Regions from separate parts of the Homo sapiens genome. Here region 2 is linked to region 1. The links are chromatin loops, found by intact Hi-C in ENCODE. Cell type or tissue: Caco-2. All regions are shown on one strand. Links, peaks and the distances in the headings refer to the core of each region. The heading gives the core; the rest is flanking DNA.

Evidence for each region. A loop is a pair of places that touch in the nucleus more often than their neighbours do. Peaks named below come from ENCODE experiments on the same cell type or tissue, not always from the same donor. Only the 100,000 strongest peaks of a DNase experiment are listed, where the experiment ranks them.
Region 2: it touches region 1 in a loop (3-fold over the local background); 3 of 110 quality-filtered maps call a loop at or near these places.

The regions. Positions count from the first base shown.
Region 1 is chr1:235,993,127-236,009,317 of GRCh38, forward strand. NID1 (nidogen 1) reads right to left here. Exons shown (of 20, transcript NM_002508.3): 13 at 519-746. Among named protein-coding and RNA genes, the nearest start is that of LINC02768, 29 kb to the left of the region's middle. RefSeq lists enhancers at 6,100-7,299, 6,201-6,250, 6,291-6,360, 8,326-9,034. In Caco-2, for the core only: no CTCF peak of the experiment used is centred there; a DNase peak (open chromatin) is centred at 8,605.
Region 2 is chr1:236,076,174-236,092,364 of GRCh38, forward strand. No RefSeq gene overlaps it. Among named protein-coding and RNA genes, the nearest start is that of NID1, 19 kb to the left of the region's middle. RefSeq lists an enhancer at 5,082-5,583. In Caco-2, for the core only: no CTCF peak of the experiment used is centred there; a DNase peak (open chromatin) is centred at 7,848; H3K4me3 peaks cover 1,420 bases.

The DNA of each region.
Region 1 (16,191 bases), core at 5,547-13,546:
TCAACCCAAGTAACTAAAGGCCCTAGGGCACGACTGAAGGAGGCAAGGGGTGCAACGGTCTGAACAGGCCCTACTGCCTAGGGCACAGAGCCCTGGGGAAGGGTTCAGGTTGGTCCCCACCATCCCTGCCATGTCCCAGTGCAGGAACATTCCACCTCCACGCCTCCCTTGGCAGAGAGTTCTTCTGGGAGGCCTGGAGCACACACAGCCGCTCTGCTACCATTACAGGTACCGCTGTGGCAGGCCCCACTGGGTATTTACACCCTACACGTGTGTGTGTTGGGTGGGGAAGGAGAAAGAAGAGGGTAAGAGAACAGAGAGGGTGAGGAGGAGAGGAAGCACGGGGAGGAGCGGGGTAAGTGAGAGGGAAGAAGGGTGCAGCAGGAGCGGGTGGGGCTGGAGCCAGTGGAACAGTTCAAGCTTTAGGTCCAGCAGAAGAGCAAAGAGCGTGTTCAGCAATTCCGGTCCCCCGAGGTCCTTCTCAGGCACACGCCCAAGCACGGCCTGCACCCACTTACACGGGGGCGTCATCCCGGGCCTGGTCCTGGTGCCCTCCACCTCGCGGCCGTCGCGATCCACGCACCAGCAGTAGCCGGTGCTGCCGTGGCACTGGGTGGGCGCGTAGTGCCCGTGCGCATCGCACTCAGGAACGAACAGCCCCGGAGGAATGGGTCGCTGTGGGTCTGTCGCCCCCGCTGCCCCGAGAATGTGTTCTCGCTCGTGCTGGCACCGGGTTTTCTCCACCTCTATCAGAGAAACAGGCAACAAGAAAGCTGTCAGGTGCGTCATCCGTCAGCGCTCCCTGGCGGGGCTGCAGGAGTCCCCGCAGCTCGCTCAGAACCACGAGGGCTGCCTGTGTGTCACTGGGTTTTGTTTCATCAGTTATTCAAAATGCAGAAACATCATTATTATTGAATAGGTTTGTCAAGAAAATGATATTTACATCTCCTTTATACTCCTAGGTAGTTCCTTTTAAAACACTTTTAAAAAATTGAGGCAAAAAGAAATGAAGCAAATTGATAGAACATACAGTGAACCTTTTTTTACTTTTTTGCGATGGCGTTTCGCTCCTGTTGCCCAGGCTGGAGTGCAGTGGCACGATCTCGGCTCACTGCAACCTCTGCCTCTCGGGTTCAAGTGATTCTCCTGCCTCAGCCTCCTGAGTAGCTGGGATTACAGGCACCCGCCACCAAGCCCAGGTAATTTTGTATTTTTAGTAGAGACAGGGTTTCACCATGTCAGCCAGGCTGGTCTCGAATACCTGGCCTTAGGTGATCCGCCTGCCTCAGCCTCCCAAAGTGCTGGGATTACAGGCATGAGCCACTGCGCCCTGCCAAGTGAACCATTTTTAAGTAAACAATTCTTTCACTTAGCAGAATGTTGTCAAGCTTTATCCAGGTGGTAGCATGTATTAGAACCTGCTTCATATTCATGGCTGAATAATATTGCATTGTAGGGACAGATCATATTTTGCTTATCCATTGATGAACATCACTGGGTTTTATTTTAAGAAAATTTTTTTGTTTGTTTTTTCTAAATGTGTCATTTTTATCATCTCAAACTTCTTCTTCTTCTTTTTTTTTTTTTTGAGACGGAGTCTCGCTCTGTTGCCCAGGCTGGAGTGCAGTGGCATGATCTCGACTCACTGCAATCTATGCCTCCCAGGTTCAAGCGATTCTCCTGCCCTAGGCTCCCGCATAGCTGGGATTACAGGCAAGCACCACCACCTCTGGCTGATTTTTATATTTTTAGTAGAGACGGGGTTTCACCATGTTGGCCACGCTAGCATCTCAAGCTTCTTGATAACCGACAAGTCAAGGCCAAAGATTTCAGGCACCAGATACCACCAAGTGCGTTTACCAACATTTGTATGTTTTCCTTTATTTATGTCCTGCTTTTTGGCATGGAAATTGACCTCTAAACTGTACAACTCAGATCTTAAGACAGGGAAATACAGTGAACACTCCATATCCACGGGTTCCACATTTGTGGATTCAACCAACTACAGATTGAAAATATTTGGAAAAATAAAAAGGATAGTTGTGTTTGTACTGAACATGAACAGATTTCTTTTTTGTCATCATTTCCTAAACAATACAACAACTTCTTACATGGCGTTCACATTGTACTAGGTATTATAAGTGATCTAGAGATGATTTAAAGTACATGGGAGGGTGTGCATAGGTTATATGCAAATACTACACCATTTTATATCAGAGACTTGAGTACCTGTGGATTGGTATCTTCAGGAACCAATGCCCCGTGGATACTGAGGGACAGCTGTACTTCTAAAGCTGTGGAATTGCTAGTAAACAACTTCCAAGCCGTAGTGGATTCCACACTGGTTAGAGTTCAGTCACCAGTCCAGAGTTGTAGCCTCTGCAGTATCGACCACACAAAGCAATGTCCAGACACTGGCAGGAGGTACCCATTCTCCACATCACTGTCTGCTAAGAGCTATACTTCATCCATGTCTTGTTGCCTCTCCCTCCCAGGCCTTTCCACGTGCTATTCTTTTTGTGACTGTCCTTCTCCCTGTCTGGTTAATCCTTCAGAAATCAGCTTAGGCACTTAACTCCCTTCAGGAAGTCTGTTCAGCTCCCCAGGGCTGAGTCCAATCCCCTCTGTGAGCTCTCAGGGTGATCTGGGCTTGCCCACACCATACCTGTATCTCACTGACTCTAAGGAGCTGTTCCTTGTTTATCTCTCTGGAAAAAATCTCCTTAACATTTAGTCAAGAAGCATCTACTCGGCCAGGCACAGTGGCTCACACCTGTAATTCCAGCACTTTGGGAGACCAAGGAGGGAGGATCACTTGAGTCCAGGAGTTCAAGAACTGGGCAACACAGCAAGACCTATATCTATAAAAAATAAAAACTTAGCTGGGTGTGGTGGCATGCACCTGTGGTCACAGCTACCTGGGAGGGTGGGGCAGGAGGATCTCTAGAGCCCAGGAGTTTGAGGCTGCAGTGAGCCATGTTCAGGCCACTACACTCCAGCCTGGGTGACAGAGCAAGACCCTGTCCCCCAAAAAACAAAACGAAAACCCAAAAAACCAAGAAGTACCTACTTGACTGTGCTGGGGGATGCACACAGGAATAACCCATAGCACCTGCTGTCAGGGAGCTCACAGTCTGGAGGGAAGCCAACAGCTGAACACACACTTTGCAATTCAGTGAGTGGCTGCCTTGACAGAGGGAGATAGCAGCTACACAGAAGAGACCGTCCACAAGGCATGGAGAGCCAAGGAATGCCTAGGTGCTTTTTTAAAAAATATATAATTTGTATTTCTCTTTTTAATTCTGTCCATTTTCACTCCATGTATTTTTTTTTTAAGACAGGATTTCACTCTGTCACCCAGGCTGGAGTGCAGTGGTGCAATCTCAGTTCACTGCAACCTTAACCTCCCAGCTCAAGCAACCCTCCCACCTCAGCCTCCTGAGTAGGTGGATCTACAGGCATGCGTCACCACACTTGGCTAATTTTTTGCATTTTTAGTAGAGGTGGTGTCTCACTAGGTTGCCCAGACTGGTCTCGAACTACTGAGCTCAAGTGATCCATCCATCTTGACCTCCCAAAGTACTGGGATTACAGGTGTGAGCCACCAAGCCTGGCCACTTCATGTATTTTTTTAAGTGGCAGGGTCTTGCTATGTTGCCCAGGCTGGCCTCCAGCTCCTGGACTCGAGTCATCTTCCTGTCTCAGACTCCTGTGCTTTTTTTTCTGAGATGGAGTTTTGCTCTTGTTGCCTGGGCTGGAGTGCAGTGGCGCGATCTCGGCTCACTGCAAACTCTGCCTCCCGGGTTCAAGCGATTCTCCTACCTCAGCCTCCCGAGTAGCCGGGATTACAGATTCTTGCCACCATGCCCGGCTAATTTTGTATTTTTAGTAGAAATGGGGTTTCACCATGTTGGTCAGGCTGGTCTTGAACTCCTGACTTCAGGTGATCCGCCCGCCTCAGCCTCCCAAAGTGCTGGGACTATAGGCATGAGCCACCATGCCTGGCCTCCTCTCTGCTTTTTTTTGATGAGTAGAAGATTGTGGTTGAATAGGTCTAGGGTAGGGCTCAACTGACTTCTCCTGTTAAGAGGAAGAATAAATATTTTCGGCTTTGTGGGCCATGAGGTCTCTGTTACGACTACGCAACTCTGTGGTTGTAGCATGAAAGCAACCATGTTTCATACCTCAATGAATGAGTGTGGCTTTCCCAATAAAACTTCATTTACAAAAACAAACAGTGGGCCAGATTTGGCCTATGGGGACTGTAGTTGCCAACCCCTGCTCTAGGCATTACCAGTTATGTTAAGGGGAAATATGTACTTATTTGTATATATGTTTACACATGTGTACATTAATTAATATATACTAAAATGTTAATTAATAATAAAAAATATACTGTAATCACATAGACTAGAATATTATATATTTCTCAGAATTTTGCACCTGGGAATGTTTTTGACTCTCAGTTCCATTACTTTTTTTTTTTTTTTTTTTTTAAATTAGAGTCTCACTCTGTCTTGCACAGGCTGGAGTGAAGTGGCCTGATCTCAGCTCACTGCAACCTCTGCCTCCTGGGTTCAAGCAGTTCTCCTGTCTCAGCCTCCTGAGTAGCTGAGACTACAGGTGCCCACCACCATGTCTGGCTAATTTTGAATTTTTTTGGTAGAGACGGGGTTTCACTATGTTGGCCAGGCTGGTCTCGAACTCCTGACCTCAGGTGATCCACCCACCTCGGCCTCCCAAAGTGCTGGGATTACAGGTATGAGCCACCATGCCTGGCCTCAGTTCCATTACTTCTGGTGTCACCTTGTACATGTCAATGATACAGATTAAGCTGTGCCTCCTGCAGCAGTGGAACAGGGATGGCAGTAATAACAGATCTCACAGGACTGTTTGAGGAGTCAGTGGGAGGTGACGAGACAAGGCACACAGAGACATTTCGAGCTCTGCACCCAGATGTTCATTTGCGACTGGATCCTCGCAAAGCAGACACAGTGACATTCCATAAGTGTGTTGCCAGTGAATATTTGAAGTACCTTTGTCTGTGTTGCCAGTTCTCATGTTGGTTTGCTTAACGTGGTTGCTCCCTTGGTGAGAAGCAGTTAGCATGCCAGAAAAGTATTTGTTGAACCCAGCAAGACAAAACCATGCATGCTTTTCTTTTGTCCCAGAGGCTAATTAATATAAAAAACAAAACAAAACATTTGAAGTAGGAAGCACCAAACAAAGATACAAGCAAGCCATCTGGTTAGAATAAAAAATGTCTGGCTGGGCACGTTGGTTCACGCCTGTAATCCCAGCACTTTGGGAGGCCGAGGTGGGTGGATCACCTGAGGTCAGGAGTTTGAGACCAGCCTGGCCAACATGGAGAAACCCCGTCTGTACTAAAAGTACAAAAACTAGCTGGGTGTGGTGGCGGGTGCCTGTAATCCCAGCTACTCGGGAGGCTGAGGCTGGAGAATCATTTGAACCCAGGAGGCAGAGGTTGCAGTGAGCCAAGATTGTGACATTGCACTCCAGCCTGGACGACAAGAGCAAAACTCTGTCTCAAAAAAAAAAAATCTGGTTTTGTTCACTCTTGAATGTAAAACGTGTTTACTTCCACAAAATTTTACGTTGGCATAGGGTTTTAGAGTTTTCATATAAGCTGTTTCCATTCACAGATATGTTTCATTTGATTCTCATTGCAATCCTATGTGATAAGCAACTGCAGTTTTTACACCAAATGAGAAAACTGAAACTCAGAGAAGTTGAGACTCCTTCAGGCCACAGCACTGGTTGGTGGCTCAGAGACTCCTTCAGGCCACAGCACTGGTTGGTGGCTCAGTTCTAACGAGAACCTAGGTCTCTGGGTTTGTGGTCTAGCCCCGCCCTTCTGGTCTGGCATCTGGCGTCCACATTGCCAGTGCTTAGACGGCTCCCTCACATTGAACCTGTTACGACAACAGCGATGTACACACAGTACCTTAGCTCATTCACCAAAATTACCTGTGCATCCAGAGCCCCATTTTCCTACCAATCACATCTGCATGTGGTGGTGCTTTTCCAGTTAGAAAACAAAACTGGTGTCCTGTGTGCTGTCAACCAAACAAAACTTTTCATGCAGTAAGCGTTGTTCCATTTTATGTGGCCGACAGAGTTGTGTTAACAAAGTATTTGGTCAGCATAGAAAATCTCAAGGGCTCTAGAATTTACAGTGGAACTTTGAAGTACTGTATCTTGAACTTGTAAAAAGGAGGGGGAACCTCAACTGTACTCAGGAAATAGAATCTCAAGTGAGTTTATAAAAAGCTGTGATCTCGGTGGACTTTCTGGGCCAGCAGACAGTGGGAGCAGCCCAGGGGCTCTAGGGAGAGTCCCCTGCTGAGTGTCCCTGGCCCCCATGGGAAACTTTCCATTAAAGGCCTGGTGGATGGGGTGGGGGTAGTGGGGATGCTAAAGACGCATTTCCTGAGCTTGTTTCTGGTTGATACATTGATGACTCAGACAAGCGTCTTCTTACTCATCTAGTTCGAGCTGCTAGGGAAGAAAGCATTCAAGACCTGATACTTATCTGAGGAGTGGCAGGAAGTCTGGGGTGACTTTTCTCAAGGTGGGGGGACAAAGAGAATGAGAGGAAAATGAAACAGAGTGTAAACCAAAAATAAAATTCCAAGTCCGCCTACCATCGGAATGGACCCCTCCTCTCAGCCGAGGGCATTCCAAAGTCAACCTATGAAACTACTTCAGGCCATGAGAGGAAGGGGAGGGTTGGCCACGTCTCATTACCATTAACATCAACATGGACCTTAAGACTGAAAGAACAGGCCGGGCCCTGTGGCTCTCGCCTGTAATCCCAGCGCTTTGGGAGGCTGAGGCGGGTGGATCACTTGAGGTCAGGAGTTTGAGACCAGCCTGGCCAATGTGGTGAGACCCCATCTCTACTAAAAATACAAAAATTAGCTGGGCGTGGTGATGGGCGCCTGTAATCCTAGCTATTTGGGAGGCTGAGGCACGAGAATCTCTTGAACCCAGGGAGTGGAGGTTGCAGTGAGCTGAGATTGCGCCACTGCACTCCAGCCTGGGTGACAGAGCGAGACTCTATCTCAATTAAAACAACAACAACAACAACAGCAACAACAAAACCTGGCAGAACAGACTCTTTAAGTCTGATAAGAAACATCTACAATCTGTTCTCTCTGAAGCCGCCTACCTGGAGGCTTCATCTGCATGACTAAACCTTGGTCTCCACAAGCCCTTATCATAACCCAGACATTCCTTTCTATTGGTTCCAGGTTTTTAGATAATAACTCAACCAATTGACAATCAGAAAATCTTTGAATCTGCCTATGACCTGGAAGCTCTCCCTCCTACACTTGGCTCCCAGTTGTCCCACCTTTCTGGACCAAACCAACATACATCTTACCTGTATTGATTGATGTCTTATGTCTCCCTAAGATCTATAAAACCAAGCTGTAGCCTGACCACCTTGGGCATACGACATCAGGACCTCCTGAGGCTGTGTCACAGGCATCTCCTTAACTTGGGCAAAATAAATTGTTAAATTGATTGAGACCTGTCTCAGATACTTTTTGGTTTACAAGAAGGAGAACTAAGAAGAAAGTACATTCTTGACCTTGGATTTGCATTCCATTCCCTTGCTTGATTAAATTGGTTTCTCTGTGTTCATTCAAATAAATGACAATTGTAGCCTCTCATATACTCAATAGAGTGGAGAGAGGGGAGGTGCTCACAGATGTCAAGACTCTCTGGAAAGAGACGACATGCAACCGTGGGAGAACCCATGGGCTACTCAGAATGGAACTTGTTTGGGAAGGTGCTATTTATTCAGCATCTTCCTGCACAGAGTCCACGCCCCACTACAGAGGCAGCTACTCCCAGGGCCTACACGGGTTCTGAGCATGCACCTCTGGGACACACATCTCTGGACAAGGTCACTCAGGTGCAGTGAACAGTCCCTGGTCTCTGCTGGCTTTGAGATTTTTTTTTTTTTTTTTTGGAGACAGAATATCACTGTCGCCCGGCCTGGAGTGAAGTGGTGCAATCTCAGCTTACCGCAACCTCTGCCTCCCGGGTTCAAGCGATTCTCCTGCCTCAGTCTCCCAAGTAGCTGGGATTACAGGCGCCTGCCACTGCGCCCAGCTAATTTTCTGTATTTTTAGTAGAGACGGGGTTTCATGATGTTGGCCAGGCTGGTCTCGAACTCCTGACCTCGTGATTCACCCGCCTCGGCCTCCCAAAGTGCTGGGATTACAGGCTTGAGCCACCACGCCCAGCCTGGCTTTGAGATTTTGCTGGCTTATAGCCCCATCTCATTCACTGCCAAATAGACACTTGTTAGTCCAAGCAAGACTGCCAAATTTCCAAGAAGGAGAATTTACAAGTCAAGGGGGCAATGTCCATCTGACATGGTCTTCATCCTCATGTTCCTAGGGGCCACTAAGAACAACACTACTAATAATAGTGATAGCAACAGCAATAACGGTGATAACAGCTTTCTTTACTTATGAACTCTCTTCATGTCCCTTCCCAACATTTACCCCCATTCTCACAGGGCTAGAGAGGAAGACGAATGGCCAGGGAGGGGCACTGAACTCGCAGTTAGGAAAAGGCAAACAAAGAAGGGAAAACAGAAAGGTCGTAAACCAGCATGGAAGAGAGCTTGCACTCCTCCTCTGTGTGCAGTCTCTTCTGTCACAGTGTGAAACTGCATTGTTGAGTTTCATCACACCTGTTTCCTGGAGCAGCTCTTGGCTCCCAGCTGCCTTCCTCTCCCAAAATTCTACCACAGCAGGGCTTTTAAAATCACTGTAGTCATCATACGCTTCAGGTCAAGAGCCCCATGGACACGTGAAGCACTTACTCACTAGTGTTATAAGCATTTAGTGAAAGCTGCCATCAGCCAGGCGCCCTGCAAGGGCTAAATAGGAGAGTCCTTGATTGTACAGGCTAGTGCAAAAGATGAGGGCCCTGGTCAGTGGCACAGTGGGAGAAGCGGCTGGCTGTGGTCTGGACAGGCTGCTATGGGACAGAGAGGAAGAGCACCACACCTGCCTTGGTCAAGGGCTTGGCTGACATTAAAGACAATAAATCAGGCTGGGCGCGGTGGCTCACGCCTGTAATCCCAGCACTCTGGAAAGATGAGGCAGGCAGATCACCTGAGGCAAGGAGTTTGAGACCAGCCTGGCTAACATGGTGAAACCCCGTATCTACTAAAAACACAAAAATTAGCCAGGCGCAGTGGCACATGCCTGTAATCCCAGCTACTCGGGAGATTGAGGCAGGAGAATCGCTTGAACCCGGGAGGCGGAGGTTGCAGTGAGCCGAGATGGCACCACTGCACTCCAGTCTGAGCAACAGAGCGAGACTCTGTCTAAAAACAAACAAACAAACAAACAAACAAACAAAAAATGACGATAAATCTGCGGTGTGTCCAATACACCCAGCCACAGCAGCCTAGGCGCAGTGGCTGAACGGACTTAAGACAAGAGCTTTGCAGGCTGAGAGTGCAGACGGATAGGAAGTCAAGAAATTCCAAGCATTGGTGAGGACGGTTGCCTTTGTGCTTCCTGGGGTTAGGTTAGAGAGGACTTCAAGAAAAAGAAGGGATGGAGGAACCACAGGCTCAGCGATCACTCCGCGGATTTGGAAACGAGGCCATGTGAGAGTCACAAGGGAAGGAGGTGGCGGTCAGACGTGGCCACAGACATCAAGACCGGGAGCTTGTCAAGCCTTTGGGTGGCCTGGTTTGGACCCTCCTCAACATCAACTCCCCCATTTGCCTGACTGCCCCTCCTCCTCATTATTCCTCCCTGTCTCCTATTCAAATCTCACCTGTCCTTCAAGGCTGAGTGCAAATCCTCCCTCTCTCACTCTCCCCAGCTTTTTTAGCCCACCTGCATCTCTGCTTCCTGCTGCTAGTTATCACTGGTTATCACTCCTAGTGAACGAGTGGTAGTTGTCACTCCTAGTGAACGACTGGTAGTTGTCACTCCTAGTGAACGACTGGTAGTTGTCACTCCTAGTGAACGACTGGTAGTTGTCACTCCTAGTGAACGACTGGTAGTTGTCACTCCTAGTGAACGACCGGTAGTTATTCACTACTAATTTCAAGTATTCCCTTTTCCTGCCCAGTTACAGTGCAGACTCCTCCAGGGTGGAGACGTTTTACTGTTCATGTGTCAAGCACAGTGACAGGCACACAAGAGATGCTTAAGAAATATTTAACTATTGGTCCTGGCTATGCTACTAGTTAGTTGGATGCCTTGGACAAATTATCTAGTCTCTCTAACCCCCATATCTTCATGCATTCAATGGGGCTAATCGTACCAGCAGTGACGTGCACCAGCCAGAAATGCAGAAAACCCTGAGGTGTGTTGTCCTGGATACCAAATGAAGAAAGTGTTTCAGGAAGGAGGGCGAGACCAATTGTGCCAAGTGCTATCAAGAAATGAGGCCTCAGGCCAGGCACGATGGCTCACACCTGTAATCCCAGAACTTTGGGAGGCAGAGGTGGGCAGATCACTTGAGGCCAGGATTTCGAGACAAGCCTGGCAAATATGGTGAAACCCCGTCTCTACTAAAAATACAAAAATTAGCCTGGCTTGATGGCAAGCACCTGTAATCCCAGCTACTCAGGAGGCTGAGGTGGGAGGATTGCTTGAACCCGGGAGGTGGAGGCTGCAGTGAGCTGAGATGCAGCCACTGCACTCCAGCCTGGGCAACAGAGTGAGATCCTGTCCCAAACAACAACAACAATAGCCAAGCGTGGTGGCACACACCTGTAATCCCAGCTACTCAGGAGACCAAGGCACAAGAATCGCTTGAACCCTGGAGGCAGATGTTGCAGTGAGCAGAGATTGCGCCACTGCACTCCAGCCTGAATGACAGAGTGAGACTCTGTCTCAAAAAAAAAAAAAAAAACAAGAAGAAAAGAAAAAGAAATGAGGCCTCAGATCTAACAAAGGGAGGGTTGTTGCTGACTTTTACGAGAGCAGTTTGGGTGTTGTGGTGGGGAAAGAAGCTGACTGCAGTGGTTAGAGAGAGAATGAGAGACTCTGGAAGAATGCAGGAGCTTACTTTTTAGAGTCCAGTTCCAGATGGATTAACTAGGTAACAAAATCCATAGCCCATGGGTAGCATTTACAAAGCAACACGGTGATAAGGAAGGGTGAAGGGACACACCACCAACTTGTCATCTTTGTGTGGCAGACAGCAGAGGAAAGGGGCAGAGCATCTCACAGTGTGGGAACAGGAAAGCCCCAGCGCTAACAGGCACTCTAGAAGGCACTGCAGGCCAATGTAAAAACAGCAGCAAAACTGGGAGGGTTTTTCTTCCTTTAAGTTAAAGACTAAGCCAGGCGCGGTGGCTCATGCCTATAATTCCAGCACTTTGGGAAGCCAAGGCGAGTGGATCAGGAGGTCAGGAGATAGAGACCATCCTGGCTAACACGGTGAAACCCTGTCTCTACTAAAAATACAAAAAATTAGCCAGGCGTGGTGGCGGGCGCCTGTAGTCCCAGCTACTCGGGAGGCTAAGGCAGGAGAATGGTGTGAACCCGGGAGGCGGAGCTTGCAGTGAGCCGAGATCATGCCACTGCACTCCAGCCTGGGCAACAGAGCGAGACTCTGTCTCAAAAAAAAAAAAAAAAAAAAAGTTAAAAACTAAAGGGGCTAGAAGAGCTAGACCCTAGGAAATTGACCGGGCTGTCAGGGCATCACACTGGGAAGACAGTGCTGAGAGTGGGATCAAACTTAAGCAGGATGGAGCCCGGCACGGTGGCTCACGCCTGTAATCCCAACACTTTGGGAGGCTGAGGTGGGCAAATCAGTGAGGTTGGGAGTTCGAGACCAGCCTGGCCAACACGGTGAAACCCCATCTCTACTAAAAATACAAAATTAGCTGGGAATGGTGGCGTGCGCCTGAGTCACAGCTACTCGGGAGGCTGAGGCAGGAGAATTGTTTGAACCTGGGTGGTGGAGGTTGCAGTGAGCTGAGATCATACCACTGCACTCCAGCCTGGGTAACACCATCTCAAGAAAACAAAAGCAAACAAACAAAAAAATGTAAGCAGAGACCAGGTAAGAGAAGGCCCAGATATAGGCGGGGGGTGGGGAGAGAGCCAGGAAATCTCAAAAGCAAATTGCAATGCTTTTTTTTTTTATTTTTGAAGATGCAAGAGTGTTTTGTTCTGCTGAAAGCATATTTACTGGCAGTCTAAACACAAGAACCTAAACAACTGCTTTTGGAAAGCATAAATAACACACGATCGTAATTTTGTAAGACACAACTCTCAAGATATTTGAACCAACTGTCTGTTTTTTCTGATTGCAAAATGATTCATATGCCATACACTTTGACAGAAAATTTCTTTTACTAAAAAGATTTCTTCTAATTTACCTTACATTTTGCTATTTTTAAAACAATACTGGGCAAAAATTATGTGCTATATAAGTGTTAGCTATTATTACTTTAGTATTACCCCTTCCACTAGATAAAAATTTCACTTCTTTAAACTACTGTTTGATGTAGTAGATATCTATTCATATTATTTTAGGGAGGCATTCTTTAATGAAGACACATCAGAAAGGAAAAGTGGTCAAAAACATAGCTTATCTGAATTTTAAAATGAACAAAAATCCATAAACATCAACTAACTTCTGTACAGAGCATAGTAGCTAATTATCCAGCCTGCACTTTCTAATAGTAATAATATCATCATAAATGTGCACAGTGCCCTCACTGTCAAAGTTCTTTAACTAAAGTAACAGGAACCACTCTGACTTAACCTAAACCCAAAGGAAGAATTTATTATGAAAATATAGTTATGTCATGTGAATCAGAAAAGGGACTGGAACCAGAAATAGACAACTGTCAGGAACTAAGAGCTCCTGTCTCCTTGTCACTCACTTGCTTTATTTTTCTCTTGGGAGACTGACTGTCCTCTGCTTCTCCACCCATATACCGAATAAAGCTACCTCTCTACTTCCAAATTACAAATACAGTTTTAGCTGTTATTTCATTGCAGTGAATAGAATTAGACTATCACCATTTTGCTCCCCCCCATTAGAAATGAGTGGACCCAGGTAATAATGAGCATGAATTCCAATGAATAAATGAGAAAGTAATGATGAAATTAGAATATCACCATTTGACCCTCCCTAGAAATTAATGGGTCTAGGCAGTAATCATCAATAGCTCCTAACATCACAAAAAGTGAGACAAGCAGACATACACTCCCGATGAAAGATCACACCACCACCTATTGTCTTGCCAAAAGGATTGAACCTAAGTCTGATCAAGCATCTGACAATCTGCAGACAATTTAGAGGACAAAGGAGTGTGTAGTGCTGTACAATGAGTGTGCAATCAGCAAGATCCAGACTGTGGGAAACTACAGATCTAAAGGCATGGGTTCTTCAACAGACCAAATGCAAGGAAAGGAAAGGGATGGAGAAGAAAACTATAGATAGAAAAATGAGCAGCACCAAACCTACAATGACTAGGAATGCACTCAAGTGTGATAAAGCTATTAGAAATGCAAGGAAGAGACAACTACAGATGCCAGGTTAGTGGTTGCTTTTGAGGAGAGAGAGGAGGCTATGATTGGGGCAGGTGGGGCTCCTGGGGCTGCTGGTAAAGCTCTACTTCAAGATCTGAGTGGTAGTGACAACCAGGCTCACCTTAGAGTAACTCCTTGAACTACATATTGCTTGCATCTATGTTTTATTTTTACAATATAAAGATAGGAAAAAAAATGGAAGATGAGAGAGGAGGAAGTGGAGGCAGCAATTCCAGACAACCTTGATGAAGAGTTAAACTATAAAGGGAAGGATGGGGAGGGGATGGCAGTGAGAGAGGGATGCAGGGTTGAGGGAAAGCTTCATTTTGTTTATTATTTTTAAATTTTTTTGGAGAAAGGGTCTAGCTCTGTCACCCCAGGCTAGAGTGCAGGGGCACGATCATAGCTCACTGCAGCCTTGAACTCCCAGGCTCAAGTGATGCTCTTGCCTCGGCCTTGTGAATAGCTGGAACTACAGGTGTGTGCTAATTTTTAAATGCCATGCCTAGAAGTTTTAAATTTTTTGATAGAGATGGGGTCTTGCTATGTTGTCCAGGGTGTTCTTAAACTCCTGGACCAGGTTTTACATTTCTAGCCCAAGACATTTAATGCCTCTCTTTGATCCTCTAATAAACTCCCCTATGTTACAAAAACCTAGCCAGTTACATTCCCTCAGATGTTGTCCAGGCAAGGTCAGGGTCAGTGGCTATGGTGGCCGACCTCCAAGATGGCCCTCATTCTCCCCACTGCCTGGTCTTCCATACTTGGGCAGACCCCTGTCACACTGCAAGAGGGATGGCCCGAGACTGATGGTATCAACAGAAGCGATACTTGTCACTTCCAAGATTCGTTTATAAAAGACTGTGGCTTCCATCTTGGTCAGTCTCTCTTTCTCTCTCTCTCTCTCTCCTTTGACTTGCTGTGGAGGGGGCCAGCTGCTAGATCTTGAAGACACTTAGCCATCCCTGTAGAGAGACCCATGTCGCGAGGAACTGAGGCCTGCTGACAACCATGCGGGTCCTTCAGCAGGGATCCTTCTTTGCCATCACAGAAGACCACAGCCCCGACTAATGTCTCAGCAGCAACCTCATGAGAGTCCCTGGGTCCAGGGACCACCCAGGAAAGCTGCTCCTGAACTCCTGACGCACAGAAACTGTGAGAAAATAAATGTTCATTGTTTTAAGTGGCTAACTTTGGGGATGATTTGTTATGCAACAATAGAGAACTAATATGGTGGCTTTCTAACTTCTAACCATGACCCATAGAAAGAAACAGATTTTACTCAGCATCCCAGTACACCAGCCCATGCACACTTAGACACGCATACACATGTGCACACACACACGCACACATGCTGGCATGCACTCACCCATGCACATACACAAACATACATACAAGTATTGCTTCATGAAACAATACTTACTCCTACTACATATATTCTCCTCACTCTGATATTTTCTAGATTATTGTTTGCTATTTCAACATGCCATTTAAAAGAAAGTGAGAACAGCAAGCCACTAAACTAACTTCACAATCCATACACAGGGTGTGGAGCAGCGTGCAGAAGACAAAGAGGAACAAATCGCAATTTCTCGTAGTTTGTCTGTCATCAGTTGACATTTCAGTAGCCATGATCTTCACTGGCTCACCTTCAAAGCCAGTTTAGTTTTCTTTTGGAAACTAGCCCCTTCTGTATACAGTAAGTACCAAATAAGTGCTGTATGATCCCTGTCCTTTACTATGATAGGCACCAGGAGACCAGATGACACTATGCATTATTTTTCTCTGTGTAATGTTTCATAAAGTATTTATTTATTTATTTATTATTTAGAGATGGAGTCTTTCTCTGTCACCCAGGCTGGAGTGCAGTGGTGCAATCTTGGCTTACTGTGACCTCCGCCTCCTGGGCTCAAGCTATTCTCCTGCCTCAACCTCCTGAGTAACTGGGATTACAGGCATGCACCACCACGCCCAGCTAATTTTTTTTTTTTTTTTGAGACGGGATTTTGCTCTTGTTGCCCAGGCTGGAATGCAACGGCGTGATCTCGGATCACCGCAACCTCTGCCCCCCAGGTTCAAGTGATTCTCCTGCTTCAGGCTCCCAAGTAGCTGGGATTACATTCATGCACCACCACACCTGGCTAATTTTGTATTTTTAGTAGAGACGGGGTTTCTCCGTGTTGGTCAGGCTGGTCTTGAACTCCCCACCTCAGGTGATCCACCCACCTTGGCCTCCCAAAATGCTGGGATTACAGGCATGAGCCACTGTGTCCAGTCTTCATAAAGTATTTTAGTCATATACAATTTAGAATAATATGATGAAAATATGTGTATTCATATTCCGACTGAGAAATAAAACATTAGAAACGCAGACGCAGCTCTTGTGCTGCAATGTGAATGTTTATGTCCCTCCCAAATCCACGTACTGAAATCCTAACTCCCAAGGTGATGGCATTGGGGGTGAGGCCACCAGCAGGTGACTAGGTCATGAAAGGGGGGCCCTAATGAATGGCCTTAGTGGTGCCCTTATAATAGCGTCCCCAAAGAGACCTCTTGCCCTTTCTACCATATAAGGACTTTGCAGAAAGATGTCTGGCCGTCTGTGAACTAGGAAGTGAGCCTTCGCCAG
Region 2 (16,191 bases), core at 4,343-12,342, 82 kb after region 1:
ATTTACAGAATACGTATTTTCATGAGTTAGTTAAATTGCTGCCTTTGGTTATGGAAAACATTGAAGATAGTACAAACCTAGCAAAAGACAGCCAAGAAAGAATTCCAGTGCAAGACTAAATGAGATATTATCATTGGAAAGGTAGAAAGAAAAATCGCAAAATGCTATTGTCTTCTCATTGAACTTAAGTACAGTAACCTATAATCTACTGCTTGTTCTAAAAATGCAGATTTGTTCCACCTGGATGACATACAGGCATACCTCAGAGATATTGCAGACTCAGTTCCAGACCAGTGCAATAAAGCAAATATAGCAATCAAGTGAAATTACACAAATGTTTTGGTTTCCCAGTGCATATCAAAGTTATGTTTAGCTGTAAAATCTCTGGAAGAAAACCTAAGTAATACCATCCTGGACATAGGAGCAAGCAAAGATTTAATGACAAAGATAGCAAAAGCAATCACAACAAAAGCAAAAATTGACAAATGGGATCTAATTAAACTTAAGAGCTTCTGCACAGCAAAAGAAACTATCAACAGACTAAACAGACAACCTACAGAATGGGAGAAAATATTGGCAAACTACACATCTGACAAAAGTCTAATATCCAGCATCTATAAGGAACTTAAACAAATTTACAAGACAGGCTGGGCACGGTGGCTCATGCCTGTAATTTCAGCACTTTGGGAAGCTGAGGTGGGCAGATCACCTGAGGTGAGGAGTTCAAGACCAGCCTGGGTAACATGGAGAAACCCTGTCTCTACTAAAAATACGAAAATTAGCCAGGTGCAATGGCATGCACCTGTAATCCCAGCTACTCAGGAGGCTGAGGCAAGAGAATCGCTTGAACCTGAGAGGCAGAGGTTGCAGTGAGCCATGATTGTGCCACTACATTCAAGCCTGGGGGACAGAGTGAGAGCCCATTTCAAAACACACACACACACACACACACACACATTTATAAGACAAAAACAAACTACCCCATTAAAAAGTGGGCAAAGAACATGAAAAGACACTTTTCAAAAGAAGACATATGGGCCGGGCGCGGTGGCTCATGCCTGTAATCCCAGCACTTTGAGAGGCCAAGGTGGGTGGATCACCTGAGGTCGGGAGTTCAAGATCAGCCTGACCAACATGGAGAAACCCGTCTCTATTAAAAATACAAAAATTAGCCAGGCATGGTGGTGCATGCCTGTAATCCCAGCTATTTGGGAGGCTGAGGCAGGAGAATTGCCTGAACCCAGGAGGCGGAGATTGCAGTGAACCAAGATCGTGTCATTGCTCTCCAGTCTGGGCAACAAGTGTGAAACTCTGTCTCAAAAAAAAAAAAAAAAAAAAAAAGAAGGCCAGGCGCGGTGGCTCATGCCTGTAATCCCAGCACTTTGGGAGGCCAAGGCGGGTGGATCACGAGGTCAGGAGATCGAGACTATCCTGGCTAACACAGTGAAACCCCGTCTCTACTAAAAATACAAAAAAATTAGCCGGGCGTGGTGGCGGGTGCCTGTAGTCCCAGCTACTCTGGAGGCTGAGGCAGGAGAATGGCATGAACCCGGGAGGCAGAGCTTGCAGTGAGCCGAGATCCCACCACTGCACTCTAGCCTGGGTGACAAAGTGAGACTCCATCTCAAAAAAAAAAAAAAAAAAAAAAAAGACATACATGTGGCCAACGATCATAAAGAAAAAATCTCAACATCACTGATCATTACAGAAATGGAAATCAAAGCCACAATGAGATACCATCTCACACCCGTCAGAATGGCCATCATTAAAGTCAAAAAATAACAGATGCTGGCAAGGTTGAAGAGAAAAGGGAACATTTATACTCCGTTGGTGGGAATCTAAATTAGTTCAACCATTGTGGAAAGCAGTATGGCGATTCCTCAAAGAGCTAAAAGCAGAACTACCGTTCAACCCAGCAATCCCATTACTGGGTATATACCCAGGGGAATATAAACCATCCTACCATAAAGACACATGCACGTGAACGTTCATAGCAGCATGATTCGCAATAGCAAAGTCATGGAATCAACCTAAATGCCCATCAATGACAGATAGGATAAAGAAAATATGGTACATATACACCAAGGAATACTATACAGCCATAAAAAAGAACAAGATCATGTCTTTTGCAGGAACATAGATGGAGCTGGAGACTATTATCCTTAGCAAACTAACACAGGAACAGAAAACCAAATACTGCATGTTCTCATTTATAAGTAGGAGCTAAATGATGAGAACTCATGGACACAAAGAGGGGAATAACAGACACAGGGGCCTACCTGAGGGTGGAGGGTGGGAGGAGGGAGAGGAGCAGAAAAAATAACTATTGGATACTGGGCTAAGTACATAAGTGATGAAATAATCTGTACAACAACCCCCCATGACACGAGTTTACCTATATAACAAACCTGCACATGTACTCCTGAACCTAAAATAAACATTTTTTTTTAAAGTTATGTTTAGGCTGGGCGTGGTGGCTCAAGCTTGTAATCCCAACACTTTGGGAGGCCAAGGCGGGTGGATCACCTGAGGTCAGAAGTTCAAAACCAGCCTGGCCAACAGGCCAAACCCGGTCTCTACTAAAAATACAAAAATTAGCCTGGTGTGGTGGCGCACGCCTGTAGTCCCAGCTACTTGGGAAGCTGAGGCAGGAGAATCACTTGAACCTGAGAGGAGGAGGTTGTAGTGAGATTGAGCCACTGCACTCCAGCCTGGGTGATAGAGCAAGACCCTGTCTCAAAAAAAAAAAAAAAGAAAAGAAAAAAAAAGTTATATTTAGCTGGGCCTGGTGGGTCACACCCGTAATCCCAGCACTTTGTGGGGATCAAGGTGAGAGGCTAGCTTGAGGCCAGGAGTTTGAGACCAGCCTGGGCAACAAAGTAGGACCCTATCTTTACAAAAGAAAAAAAGAGTCATGTTTATACTATACTGTAGTCTATTAAGTGCAATAGCATTATGTCTGAAATAACTATGTACATACCAAAAATACTTCATTGTCAAAAAATGCTGACACAGAAACATGAAGTGTGCGCACACTGTTGGAAAAATGGCAACAATAGACTTGCTCAATGCAGGGACATCATAAGCCTTCAGTTTGTAAAATACACTGTATCTGTGCAGTGCTATAAAGTGAATCTTAAAAAAACAAGATGTGCCTTTATCAGGGAATAAATTGCATAATGTGAATGTCGCACTTTCTCATGTGAGATTTTGTCTTTGAAAAACACTGGATGAACAAACACAGAATACTGCACCCGGGTGAACTGAGCTGCATTGGGGTGCACAAAGCGACACATGGGCCACCCTGGCCAGGACAATGAGCCACCCCCACCCCCACCTGGGGTCCCAACTTTCCACACCGAATTTCAGGTGCTGCTCCTTCCACCCCTTCACAGTAACTCACAAGTAGCCACCTTTCCAAAGGCCGCTGGGCTGTGTGGTCCTAAACTCGCCTTCTCTTTAATTTTCCCTTCTTCCTTCTCAGCCTACTTTACGTATTTCCTCTCTGTTCTCTTTCTTTTCCTCCCCTTTTTTCTCTCTATCTTTTGCTCTCTTCCTCTTTTACACAGGTGGTGGGCCTGGGAGCCAGCCGGTGAGTGGGCAAGAGTGTAGGTGAACACCCTGCATGGGAACTTCAGGTCTTTTGCGAGCTGATGTGCTGTCATTGTTGTATTTTATATGCATTTCTTAACCATGGAACATGTATGAAACTGTGCTGCCATTTTTATTAGGTTCCAAGGTTGTTAACGTCACTAATGAAGTTTTCGAGTATTCTACTCCTAACCTGGTTTTCCTGGTAAGCCCTGTGGTTTTATTGCTGCAGTGATTTTTAGGAACGCCTGTTGCAATCCCCAGAACCTATCACATTTCAGTAATAGATATCAGCACAGCCACAGTAATCATCAGTTTTCATTAGGCCCACCTGTTTCTCCCTGGCATCATTTAAGTTAGGAAGAAAGTGATCTGCCAGTACTGGCCAGGTGTGGTTGCTCACGCCTGTAATCCCAGCACTTTGGTGAGGCTGAAGCAGGCAGATCGCTTGAGCTCAGGAGTTCAAGACCAGCCTGGGCAATATAGCGAAACCCCGTCTCTACCAAAAATACAAAAATTAGCTGGGCATGGTGGCGCACTCCTGTGGTCCCAGCTACTCAGGAGGCTGGAGTGAGAGGATCAATTGTGACCTGGAAGTTGAGGCTGCGAGCCGACATCATGCCACTGCACTCCAGCCTGGGTGACAGAGTGAGACCCTGTCTCAAAAATAAATAAATAAGAAGGAAAGAGGTCTTCCAGTGCCATCCTTGAGAAGACTGGCATCTAGGCCACAGGGACTGAGGGCTGCTGGCCACTTCATGGTGGGACTAGCTTTGCCTCCCTGCAGAAAGCCAGGGATGCCCCCGCCAGGCCCTTCTCAAAGCATCACTTGCTGCACATCTCCTGAGCCGCCACTTGCTCTCAGGAGCCCTTGGCTTCTTGCACACTAAAAACCACACACCGTCATCCATTTAGGCGGCAAAAGTTACCTTCTGACAGCAAATGCTGAGCCAGGGGATGCCCTAGAAAGCAGGGTAACTGGAAGGCCACACGTGGAAACGAGGAAGTCAGGTTGTGCAGGTTCATTTGGGGCAGATTCAACAGAGCACTGAACATCCAGAGGAGTTTAAGGTGGGGATGGAGTCTTGCTACATTGCCCAGGCTGGTCTCAAACTCCTGGCCTCAAACCATCCCCCTGCCTCAGCCTCCCAAAGTGCTGGGATTACAGATGTGAGTCACTGCGCCCAGTGTGAGGGTTTTGACACAGAAATCATATGCAAGTTAGAGGTGACCAAAATAAGCACAAAAGAGACCTTTCTAGAAGCAGCTGGCTGAGGAATATTCTGTGGGCCTGACTTCCTAAATCTCCCATGTGCCTTGTGGGAAGACAGTTGGTGTTCTGCCTGTCCAGGGAAGTGTGTAGGTCTCAGAAAATCTGGAGTGGGGTCTTAGCAAGCTGCTTCTACCCTAATCTCATTTTCTGAAACTCCTATGGGTAGCAAAAGCCATCCATGGCCCCTGGACACAAAATTCAGGTCCTGAATGTAATTTCTCACCACACAACCAGAAGCAGCTTCCTGTGTTTTTCACGATTAAATAAATAATTACGTGAGCAGCCCCAATGTACGATGTAGGTCCGCAGACAGGGACAACTGGGCTAAGACATAGAGGAGGCTGGAAGAGCAGGCCTGGCTCCAGCCCGTCACACTAGCTTGGAGAGACAGGCTGGATTCTTAGGCAATGAGAAGCCAATGAGTGTTTGGTGGCATAAGGAGAGTTGTACTCTGCGATGAATACTCTGTCAGCATGATTTGGGAGAAATTAGAGAAGAAATGACATGAAAAATGGAAGCATGCAGGAGAAAGTTGAAGACTCCAATACATGACAGGGACAGACTCAGAAAGGTTGGGGAACTGAGGAGGTGACGCGTAAGGAAGAGGAGAACATGGTGGCCCTAAGTGTACTCCATTCAGCTCTAAGGCACAAAGCATGCCTGACAAACAGCCCCAGATGCTGGCCTCTGGGGCCACCGCTGCATCACGCTGAGGCCCCACGTCCCTGAGCCCGGTGAGGGTGCTGGGGCAAGCCCATTCCTGTAGGATGCCTGCTCCTCTCTTGGGTGATCTGCTAAGCAGGCCTCAATGGCCCAGCCCAATCTTTCCTAGATCCACGTTGCAGGCTGTGGGTCCTCCCACCAATCTTCCTGCCCTTTTCTCCTTCCCCAAGGCTGAAGGATCTCCCTGCCTCCTGGCCTGCTCCTTCCCCTTTATCCTTCATAGGTCTGAGAACAGGGAAGAGGTTTTGGGACTGGCTGACTCACTGCCCTGCAGGCGAGGGGGACCGTTACATCTATGCCATTTACAGTGTGTGATGCATAGACTATCTCATCTGATCACCACAGTGGCCCTGTGGGCTACCTACCACAGACTCCACTATACCAGTAAGGAAACCGAGGCTGGGGGTATTTCAATAGTCTCCCAAGGTCTCACAGCTAATACATGGCATAGCTAAGACTAGTATGCAATCTTCTTTTTTTTTTTTTCTGAGACGGAGTCTGGCTCTGTCACCGAGGCTTGAGGGCAATGGCACGATCTCGGCTCACCGCAATCTCCACCTCCTGGGTTCAAACGATTCTCCTGCTTCGGTCTCCCAAGTAGCTGGGATTACAGGTGCCCGCCACCACACCCAGCTAATTTTTGTATTTTTAGTAGAGACAGGGTTTCCCCATGTTGGCCAGGCTGGTCTCAAACTCCTGACCTCAGATGATCTGCCTGCCTCAGCCTCCCAAAGTGCTGGGATTACAGGAATGAATCACCGCACTGGCCCCTGTTTGGAAATTTTTGAACCAACATAAGACTATTACCCCGATACCGCTTTTTTTCTTTTTAATATTCTAATCAATTATAATATGCAAATATTCTAGACAGGGTTGCTATTACAATATATAGACATCACTGTTTCTTCACTTGGTCTTTCCATTAGCCTGGTACTGTAATAACCTCCAAACTATGTTGCAACACAGTTTCACGCTTAATATTTTGTTTACATTCCATTTATTGGAGCACACTTAATCTAACCATTTCTCTACTGCTAACATTTAGGTTGTTTCCAGTTTTTTTGGCTATTTTTATTTATTTATTCTATTTATTTTACATTTTATTGTTATTATTTTTTGAGACAGAGTTTCACTCTTGTTGCCCAGGCTGGTGTGCAGTGGTGCGATCTTGGCTCACTGCAACCTCCACTTCCCGGGTTCAAGCGATTCTCCTGCCTCAGCCTCCTGAGTAGCTGTGATTACAGGCACCCGCCACCATGCCCAACTAATTTTTTTGTATTTTTAGTAAAGACAAGGTTTCACCATGTTGGCCAGGCTGGTCTCGAACTCCTGACCTCAGGTGATCCACCCGCCGTGGCCTCCCAAAGTGCTGGGATTATAGGTGTGAGCCACCACACCCAAACATTTTTTGGCTATTTTTAAAAAGCATCAGCAGTGAGTATTGCTCTTTCTCTGTAGGACTTCCTTCCTCAAATCCTCTTTCCCAAAGTGGGATTGCTGGGTGAAAGGCTGTGAACATTTTGATGGCCTTCGATTGTATTGCTATTGTTGGGAATGTGGGCAAGGGGAGTCCAGAGAGGTAGGACATGAGCAAATCACCACCAACACCAGAGATATAATAGGCATGCCTTTCCACCTTCCTACGGGTCCAGCTCCAAACCCCCTCCTGCAAAAATCTTTCCCCAACCTGCACCGCCCCCACCCCGTACAATTAATCCTTCCTTTGCCTTCACCCTATTATACCAATGGTTGTAACAATGCCTCATCTAGTCTGCAAACTCTTTATTGTACAATGTATCTCTACAATCTCGTGTAATCTGCAGGAGTATCTTTATCTCTCATTTTACAAATGAGGACACTGAGAATCAGAGTAATTGCCTTGTTCAAGGACACTCAGTCAGCAAGAGGCAATGCCAGCTCTTCACATACAGAGTTCTTTCCATTGCAGAGCTGTGAAACAGTGACTCAAATCCACAGTGAACTTTCTGTCTTTGTCTGAAGAGGTTCCTGCACCCAGAGTTGGAGATACTTACATTTGAGATAATGCTGACGTCTCCTCCTGGCCAGGCAGCCTCTTCAGCTTTCAGAAAACTCTATCAGGGCGAGGGATGTGCTTTCTTCCAGAGCAGTCATTCTCAGCAGAGTAGACTGAACCGTGAGGAGACAGGGAGGAGGAGGGAGGGGAGAATGGTGAATCAGAATTACTTTTTGCAAATTCTGATAAGCCTGGGCATGTGTCAGGCTCTAAGGAGGGGTGAGGAGGGAAAGGCAGGTTGAAACTTGAAAGAAAATCTGATAAGCACCCTAGATAGAGAATCTTTGATCGAAGCTGAAGATCTGCTGGAGGTCAGCATCGGGCTTTCTATCCTGGTTCCTGGCAGGACAATTCCCGTCACAATGCGATTTCCTGGATATAGCCCATTTAATTCTGATTACAAACTAGCCATTCCTTATGCAGGAACAAAGGTATGAGGATAAACAAAATGTAAACCCAGACAATGCAAACAGATAAAGGAAGGACCTTTGCACCCACTCTTTGTTCTAATGCTGGGAAGAAACTTGTACAGCACCTTGTCGCATGTCCTACTAATAATGGCTGAATGGCCAAGTGGGAAAAGATCTGGTGTAGAAACCATGCCAACAAATTTGAAAACCATCAGATGCTGTGACATGAACAGTTTGTTAAAAGATGCACCGGCAGTATCCTCTGTATTTACCTAGTGAGGGACTTCTGGGAAATCCTCCTTCTTTTCTTCATCTGCTGCCTGGGATGCAGATGTGGTCACTGGAACTCCAGCAGCCAACTTGAACCATGAGGCACACTTGGGGAGGGTGCTGCAGTGATCTGCAGGGATCCTCAAGGACAGCACGGAGCTGTCCTCACCGCCTGAGCTACTGACTTCTGGACTCTTATTCCCTGAGACAAGGATCATAGTAAAGGACCAAGCTTAACACCTTCACAGGACAAATCACAGAAAGGGAGTCCCTTCTACAAGTATAGGAAACAATGTGGCCAGGTGCCATGGCTCACGCTTGTAATCCCAGCACTTTGGGAAGCTGAGGTGGGAGGATCATTTGAAGCCAGGAGTTCAAGGCCAGCCTGGGCAACAAAGCGAGACTCCATCTCTACAAAAAAATAAAAATAAAAAAAATCAGCAAGGCAGGCATGGTGGCATGGGCCTGTAACCCCAGTGTCTCAGGAGGCTGAGGTGGGAGGATGCTCGAGCCCAGGCATCCGAGGCTGCAGTGAGCCATGATCATGCACTGCACTCCAGCCTGGGCAACAAGTCAGACCCTGCTCTACAAAAAAAATAGAACAATTATTTATCAGGGACAGTGGCATGTGCCTGTAGTCCCAGTGACTTAGGAGGCTGAGGCAGGAGGATACTCAAGCCCAGGAGTTTGAGGCTGCAGTGAGCTGTGATCACACCACTGCACTCTATCCTGGGCAACAGAGCAAGACCCCATCTCTAATAATAATAATAATAATAATAATAATAATAATAATAATAATAATAATAAAACAAAACCAAAAACAATCAACCTCTCATAGCTGATGGCACAAGCCTCCCTTGCAGGGCACATGCTGATTCTCCACCTTTCCAATGCTTGAGCGTTAACAGAAAATAAATATAGTAAGTAAATTTTATGATCTATAAGAAAAGCTGAGTGCTCTGGGGAAAATAGAGAGTTGTAGGGGGTTGGGAATGTGGGGAGAGGCAGGAAATGTGAAATTTTAAATAAAGGGATCAGAGAAAACCTCACTGAGAAGGTGGCAACTAAGCAAAGTCTAAAAGGAAGTTAAGGAATGAGCCATGAAGCTACGCAGGGGAAGAGTGTTCCAGGCAGAGGGAAGTCAGTGCAAAGGCCCTGGGGCAGGAGCAAAGCTGGTATGTTGGGGGCAGGGAGGCTAGAGCCAGAGTCACAGGGGAGTAGTAGGCGAGGTCAGTGTGTGTGTGTATGTATGTGGTGTGTGTATGTGACGTGTGTGCATGTGAGCATAAGTGTGTGTGTGGTGCATATGTGTACACGTGTCTGGTGTGTGCATATGTGTGCTGTATGTACATGTGGAGGGTGCATGTGTGTGGTGTATGTGTGTGCTGCATGAATGTGTATACGGTGTGTCTATATGTGTGGTGTGTATGTGCATGTGTGAGGTGTCTGGGTGTGTGGTGTATGTGTGTGTAGGGCGTATGTATGTGAATGTGTATGTGAGTGTAAGTGGTACATGTACATGTATATGTGTATATGTATGTGAATGATGTGCACAAGTGTGGTATAGATAGGTAAATATGTATATGTACATATGAATGGTGTATGTATGTGTGTTGTGCCTGTGTGCATGTGTGGTGTGTGCTTGTGGTGTGCATGATTTGTGTGTGTGTGTGTGTGTGTGTGTGTTTACTTGGTGTTTGGGGAGTGGGGAGGGGGTGGCTATTGGAAGGGCATATTCCTGGCAACATGGTTTGTGTGTGTGTGTGTGTTTACTTGGTGTTTGGGGAGTGGGCAGGGGAATGACGATTGGAAGGGCATATTCCTGGCATCACCTGGTCTCTGAACTCTCCCATTTCCAAGCCTGATTCCATCTTGCTCCTCCCTCTTAAGAAAGAATCTGATATCAGCTGCTGTTAAGATCATTCTATCTGATTCTCTCAGGTCTGTACCATGACTTAACCTAGGCCTATCAGTGCTCCTGGCCCATGCAGAAAAGCCAGAGGTGGGAATACAAACCAAGCAGTGGGGTCTCAGTTTTCAGGAAGAGTTTAAAGCTCCATTGGATCATTCACGCAACCTCTCTGATTTGAAATAAGAGCGGGGGAAAATGAAGGTTTTCTAATTCAAAATTAAAGGTTCTGGCTTTAAAAGAACCAAGTGGGAGAGGGTTGGGTGCTTTTGGTGGTTGTTTTTCAGGACCGGAAGTACTGGAGGAAGGAAAATTAACAATTTCTTGAAAAAGGAAAGACGTCATCATCCCCTGCCAATCAACATGGATCAACAGGAAGAGGACATGGGGGGCTCCTCTCTGTTTGAGAGCATCCCAGGTGCCGTTTCCAGGCTGGCTGTGCCTCAGCTTGCCTGAATTCAGGCATAAGAGGATGATTTCTATGCTGAAATACAAACAGAAAGGGACGTAGGGAGCTGGGCCCCTATTCATTCGTGTCATGGTCCTCAGCTGTCTCCAGTCTGCCCATCCCCGCCCGACCTCCATACCACCATTGAGGGAGTTTCTGGAAATGAAATCTGATCAGTTATCCTATTTCAGTGAATCCCAGAATTTTGGACTCCCTGGGCCTGTGAAAGTTTAAATGGAAACTGAAGGCACTGACAGAATGCCCAGCTTTTTATTGTCACCATCATTTGATTAATGACCAGATGTTTAAACATCAAAATACAGGAATAGCACAGTGTCAGAATCAAAGACAGTCCTTTTAATTGAATATGGTTCACTCTATGAAAAATTTGCTTTAGATAAATTATATACATCTATATAATTATAGATGTAATGTATGATTATATGTATATGTAATTATGTTATATAATAATATGTAATTATAATATATGTAATCTTTAACAATTTTGCCACAGACTCATGAAAACTTTGTCATAGACAACAGCTGTTCCGGGCAGAGGGAAGTCATAGACAACAGCTGGCCCCAGGGCTGTGCTTACAAGGGGCCCCTGGCCCATGGAGCAATCCTGGGCTCCCAATGGGGTGAGAGGGACCCTTGCCAGCCCCTCACTCCCCACCTCACACTCCTGCCCCACTCACAGGTTCCTGAGCCTTGTGTTGTCTCGTGCCTCCTTGTCCCAGTCAGTCCCTTCTGCCTGGATGCCCTTCTCCTCCTCTTAGCCTTTATGTAATCTCCTACTCAACTCTTAAAACTCTGCTTAGTTATTACCTTCTCTGTCGAGTTTCGTTTTTCTTCTGCACCTAAGAAGACAGAATTGCTCACTCATGCCTTAGAATGGCGTCTTAGTCTGTTTTGTGTTGCTACAACAGAATACCCGAGACTGGGTAATGTATAAACAACAGAAATGTATTTTTCACCATTCTGGAGGCTGGGAAGTCCAAGGTCAAGGCATCAGCATCTGGTGTGGGGCTTCTTGCTGTGTCCTCACATGGCAGAAGGTGGAAGGGCAAGAGAGGATGAACGCTTTGTCCTCACATGGTGGAAGAGCAGAAGAGAGAAAGCCCACTCCCACAAACACCCCCCTCCTTTTTTTTTTTTTTTTTTTTCTTAGCAGAGTCTCACTGTATTGCCCAGGCTGGAGTCCAGTGGCATGATCTCAGCTTACTGCCATCTCTGCCTCTCGCTGCAAGTGATTCTCCTGCCTCAGCCTCCAGATTAGCTGGGATTACAGGTGCCCACCACCATGCCTGGCTAATTTTTGTACTTTTAGTAGAGACAGGGTTTGGCCATGTTGGCCAAGCGTGTCTCAAACTCCTGGCCTCAAGTGATCCACCTGCCTCAGCCTCCCAGAGTACTAGGATTACAGGCATGAGCCACCACACCTGGCCACAAGCCCTTTTTATGTTGGCATTAATCCATTCATGAGGGCAGAGCCCTCATGGCTTAAACACCTCGGCTAGGAACCACTTCCCCACATTATTGCATTGGGGATTACATTTTCATCATATGGATTTGGGGGGACACATTCAGACCATAGACATGGTATCACTTTCCCTTCCCCCCATCCCTTGCAATTTTAATCATTTTGATGAACTGTTCTCTGTTTTCCCCCTCTGGTTTCAGGCGTCTTTGCAACCTAGACCCTGGTGCACAGCCCGGAATCCCAGTGCTCCTGGTGCGCCATTGCCAATAGTAACCACAGAAGCTAGAGTGTGGAACGCAGTGAGTCTAGAGTCCTGGCATCCAGAGCCTGGGTGGGAACTCAGGGTGGGCTGGGAACAGGCAAACGAACATCTCTCCTGGCTGCTCGGGCCGTGGCTGGAGGGGAGTGGGCTTCCATCATGGAGTCCTGAAGCCCTGCTTCTGCCCTGAGCTTTGTGCACCACGCCACTGCCCCTCAGAAAACCCGGGGGATGCAAATGGTATGGCTTTTTTTTTTTTTTTTTTTTTTTGAGATGGAGTTTCGCTCTGTCGCCCAGGATGGAATGCAGTGGCGCAATCTCCACTCACTGCAAGCTCCGCCTCCCGGGTTCACGCCATTCTCCTGCCTCAGCCTCCCGAGTAGCTGGGACTACAGGCGCCCGCCACCACACCCGGCTAATTTTGTTTTTGTATTTTTAGTAGAGACGGGGTTTCACCGTGTTAGCCAGGATGGTCTCCATCTCCCGACCTTGTGATCTGCCCACCTCGGCCTCCCAAAGTGTTGGGGGTATCACTTTTCTATCTTTGTCATTGTGTTGATTTTAAAATATCTGATTCTTTCTCCAGTTCCTTGTTTACTGTAGGTCCCCCCACAAAAGTAAGCACATAGTAGATGCTCATTAAATGCTTACCAGGCCAGGCGTGGTGGCTCATGCCTGTAACCCCAGCACTTTGTGAGGCTGAGGCAGGTGGATCTCCTAAGGTCAGGAGTTCGAGACCAGTCTGGCTAACATGATGAAACCCCATCTCTACGAAAAATACAAAGACATTAGCCAGGCGTGGTGGCGGCGCCTGTAATCCCAGCTACTCAGGAGGCTGAGGCAGGAGAATCTCTTGAATCCAGGAGGCAGAGGTTGCAGTGAGCCGAGATCGCACCACTGGCACTCCAGCCTGGGCGACAAGAGTGAAACTCCAACTCAAAAAAAAAAAAAAAAAAAGAAATGCTTACCAAACTGAACTGTTGTTGAGCAGAAACCACCCTGTTCAAAGCAAAGTTTACTTCTTGAAAATGACTCATACATGAGCCAAGTGATAACAAAACAATTTCCCTGTGCAGTTCACATCAAGTACTTCAGGGGGGACCAAGTCATTCATCTCAGTGTTCAGACAGGTCCTGAAAGATAAATTCTGTAGAGATGTGTTTAAAACAAAGATCATTTCGGGAGGCTGAGATGGGAGGATCTCCTAAGCCTGGGAATTCGAGGCTGCAGTGAGTCTTGGTCGCACCACTGCACTCCAGCCTGGGTGACACAGTGTGACCATATCTTAAAAAAAAAAATGAGTAAAACAATGATTATAACACTTGTACTAACACATCTTTAAAAAAAAAAGGGAATAATTGTATTGTGGGTGGGCTTTTCTTTTAATTTGTTTAACTTAAAACTTGTTCAGATCAGATGTTATTTATTATTATTATTATTATTATTATTATTATTATTTTCTGAGACAGAGTCTTGCTCTGTCGCCCAGGCTGGAGTGCAGTGCAGTGACACAATCTTGGCTCACTGCAACCTCCGCCTCCCAGGTTCAAGCAATTCTTATGCCTCAGCCTCCTGAGTAGCTGGGATTACAGGCACCTGCCACCACGTCCGGCTAATTTTTGTATTTTTAGTAGAGACGAGGTTTCACCATGTTGGCCAGGCTGGCCTAGAACTCCTGACCTCAGGTGATCCACCTGCCTCAGCCTCCCAAAGTGCTGGGATTACAGGCATGAGCCACTGCACCTGGCTCAGATCTTATTTTCTTGAAGTAGTCTAGCTGAAGTGCAAAGCACCCTTTGCCCCTTTACACTTAAAACATGCCAGCTCACAATTAGCCAGGCATGGTAGCAGTCACCTGTAATCCCAGCTACTCAGGAGGCTGAGGCAGGAGAATTGCTTGAACCTGGGAGGCAGAGGTTGCAGGGAACTGAGATTGCACCATTGAACTCCAGCCTGGTCGACAGAGATTCCGTCTCAAAAAACAAAACAAAACAAACAAAAAAACCCCACCAAAACCAAAAAAAAAACCACGCGGGCTCAGGGCTGGAATACAGTCCCGTGTCATGCACATGTCTTCCTTCTCAACCATGAAGCTTTGCAGGTTCAGAAGTGGGCAGAAACCCCTGAGTCCCTGTATTCTTGTGGATGTTAACTGTATGGACCAAATGTCCTTCATTCCAGTTAAAAGATCTGAAACTACAATGATCGGCAATCCACTCATTTCGGACCAAATATGGTATGTTTTGGCTCAGAACACATACTCCATGGAGCTGTCATCCACAGGAAGGTTTAGCAGAGACAAGTACTTATCTTCTTCCAGGAACTAGAGTGCTAAATATTTACAAATTTAAGAGAGGCTGTGTCCCTGAGACCCTCTCAAGAGAGGAGTGGTTGGCTGAGGGTTTTTTTCCCTCTTTCTGGGTTTACACTGAAGATATATTATTACAAAACAAATGATGAAATATGAGACGTGTTCAACTGGTTGTTTGGGCAACATGACATCCACTGGCTAGTGTGGCCCATCTGCGAAGCATTTTTTGTTTTTGTTTTTGTTTTTGAGACGGAGCCTCACTCTGTCGCCCAGGCTGGAGTGCAGTGGCGTGATCTTAGCTCACTGCAACCTCCGCCTCCCAGGTTCAAGCAATTCTCCTGCCTCAGCCTCCAGAGTAGCTGGGACTGCAGGTGCCCGCCACCATGCCCGGCTAATTTTTTTGTGTCTTTAGTAGAGACGGGGTTTCACCATGTTAGCCAGGATGGTCTCGATCTCCTGACCTTGTGATCCACCTGCCTCGGCCTCCCAAAGTGCTGGGATTACAGGCGTGAGCCACCGCACCTGGCTAAACAAGTTATTTATGTAAAGTGCCTAGAACAGTGCTTGGCACATAATGAGCACTAGATGTCGGTAAACTATCATTATTAGCAAAGGTAATACTATAAAGTACATTGTATTACTTACTATATGGGATTTGCAGCTGTTAACAGTCCCCAGACTAGTAACTCAAACAAGATAAAAGTTAATTTCTCTTTCTAGAAGCCGTTAGAGGAGTGGGACAAGGCAGGCAGTTGCTCTGTTGCATGAAGATTCGTCCTGTAGCACGGGGCCCTTGTCTACATCAAAGCATTATCTCCAGGGTGTCACTGCAGAAAGGGGAGAGAGGAAGTGAACAACAACTAGCTTCCTTTTGAAGGATATGACCCCTTCATTGCATATGTCACTTCCGCTCACATCTTGTGGCCAGAATTTAGACCTTTTGCCAAAGCTGGCTAAAAGGGAGGTGACGACTGCTCGCCTACATGTAGGATTCAGCCACACTGCCCTAGAGCCTTGACACCCACCCAAGCCAACCACTTAAAATGGGGCTGGAGGGGCCAGATTTCTTCTACTAAATGAAAGAAAGGATACTGGGGAATAGCTGGCGGTCTCTGCCACACACTCTTTTTCTTTAGTGGGATTATTTTGTATGTGCTGCTGTACATATGGGTTTCTCATCGAGCAGTGTATTGGGTGCCGTTCCCTAAGTTCCTGTACACAGATCTGGTTTATGTCATCCATCAGCTCTCTTGTATTCCAGGAAATGGAAATCTCTCTTTTTTTTTTTTTTTTTCGAGATGGAGTCTAACTCTGTCACCCAGGCTGGAGTGCAGTGGTACAATCTTGGCTCACTCAACATCCGCCTATGGGGTGCAAGCAATTCTCCAGCCTCAGCCTCTCTAGTAGCTGGGATTACAGGCATGTGCCACCACGCCCGGCTAATTTTCGTATTTTTAATAGAGACAGGGGGTTGCCATG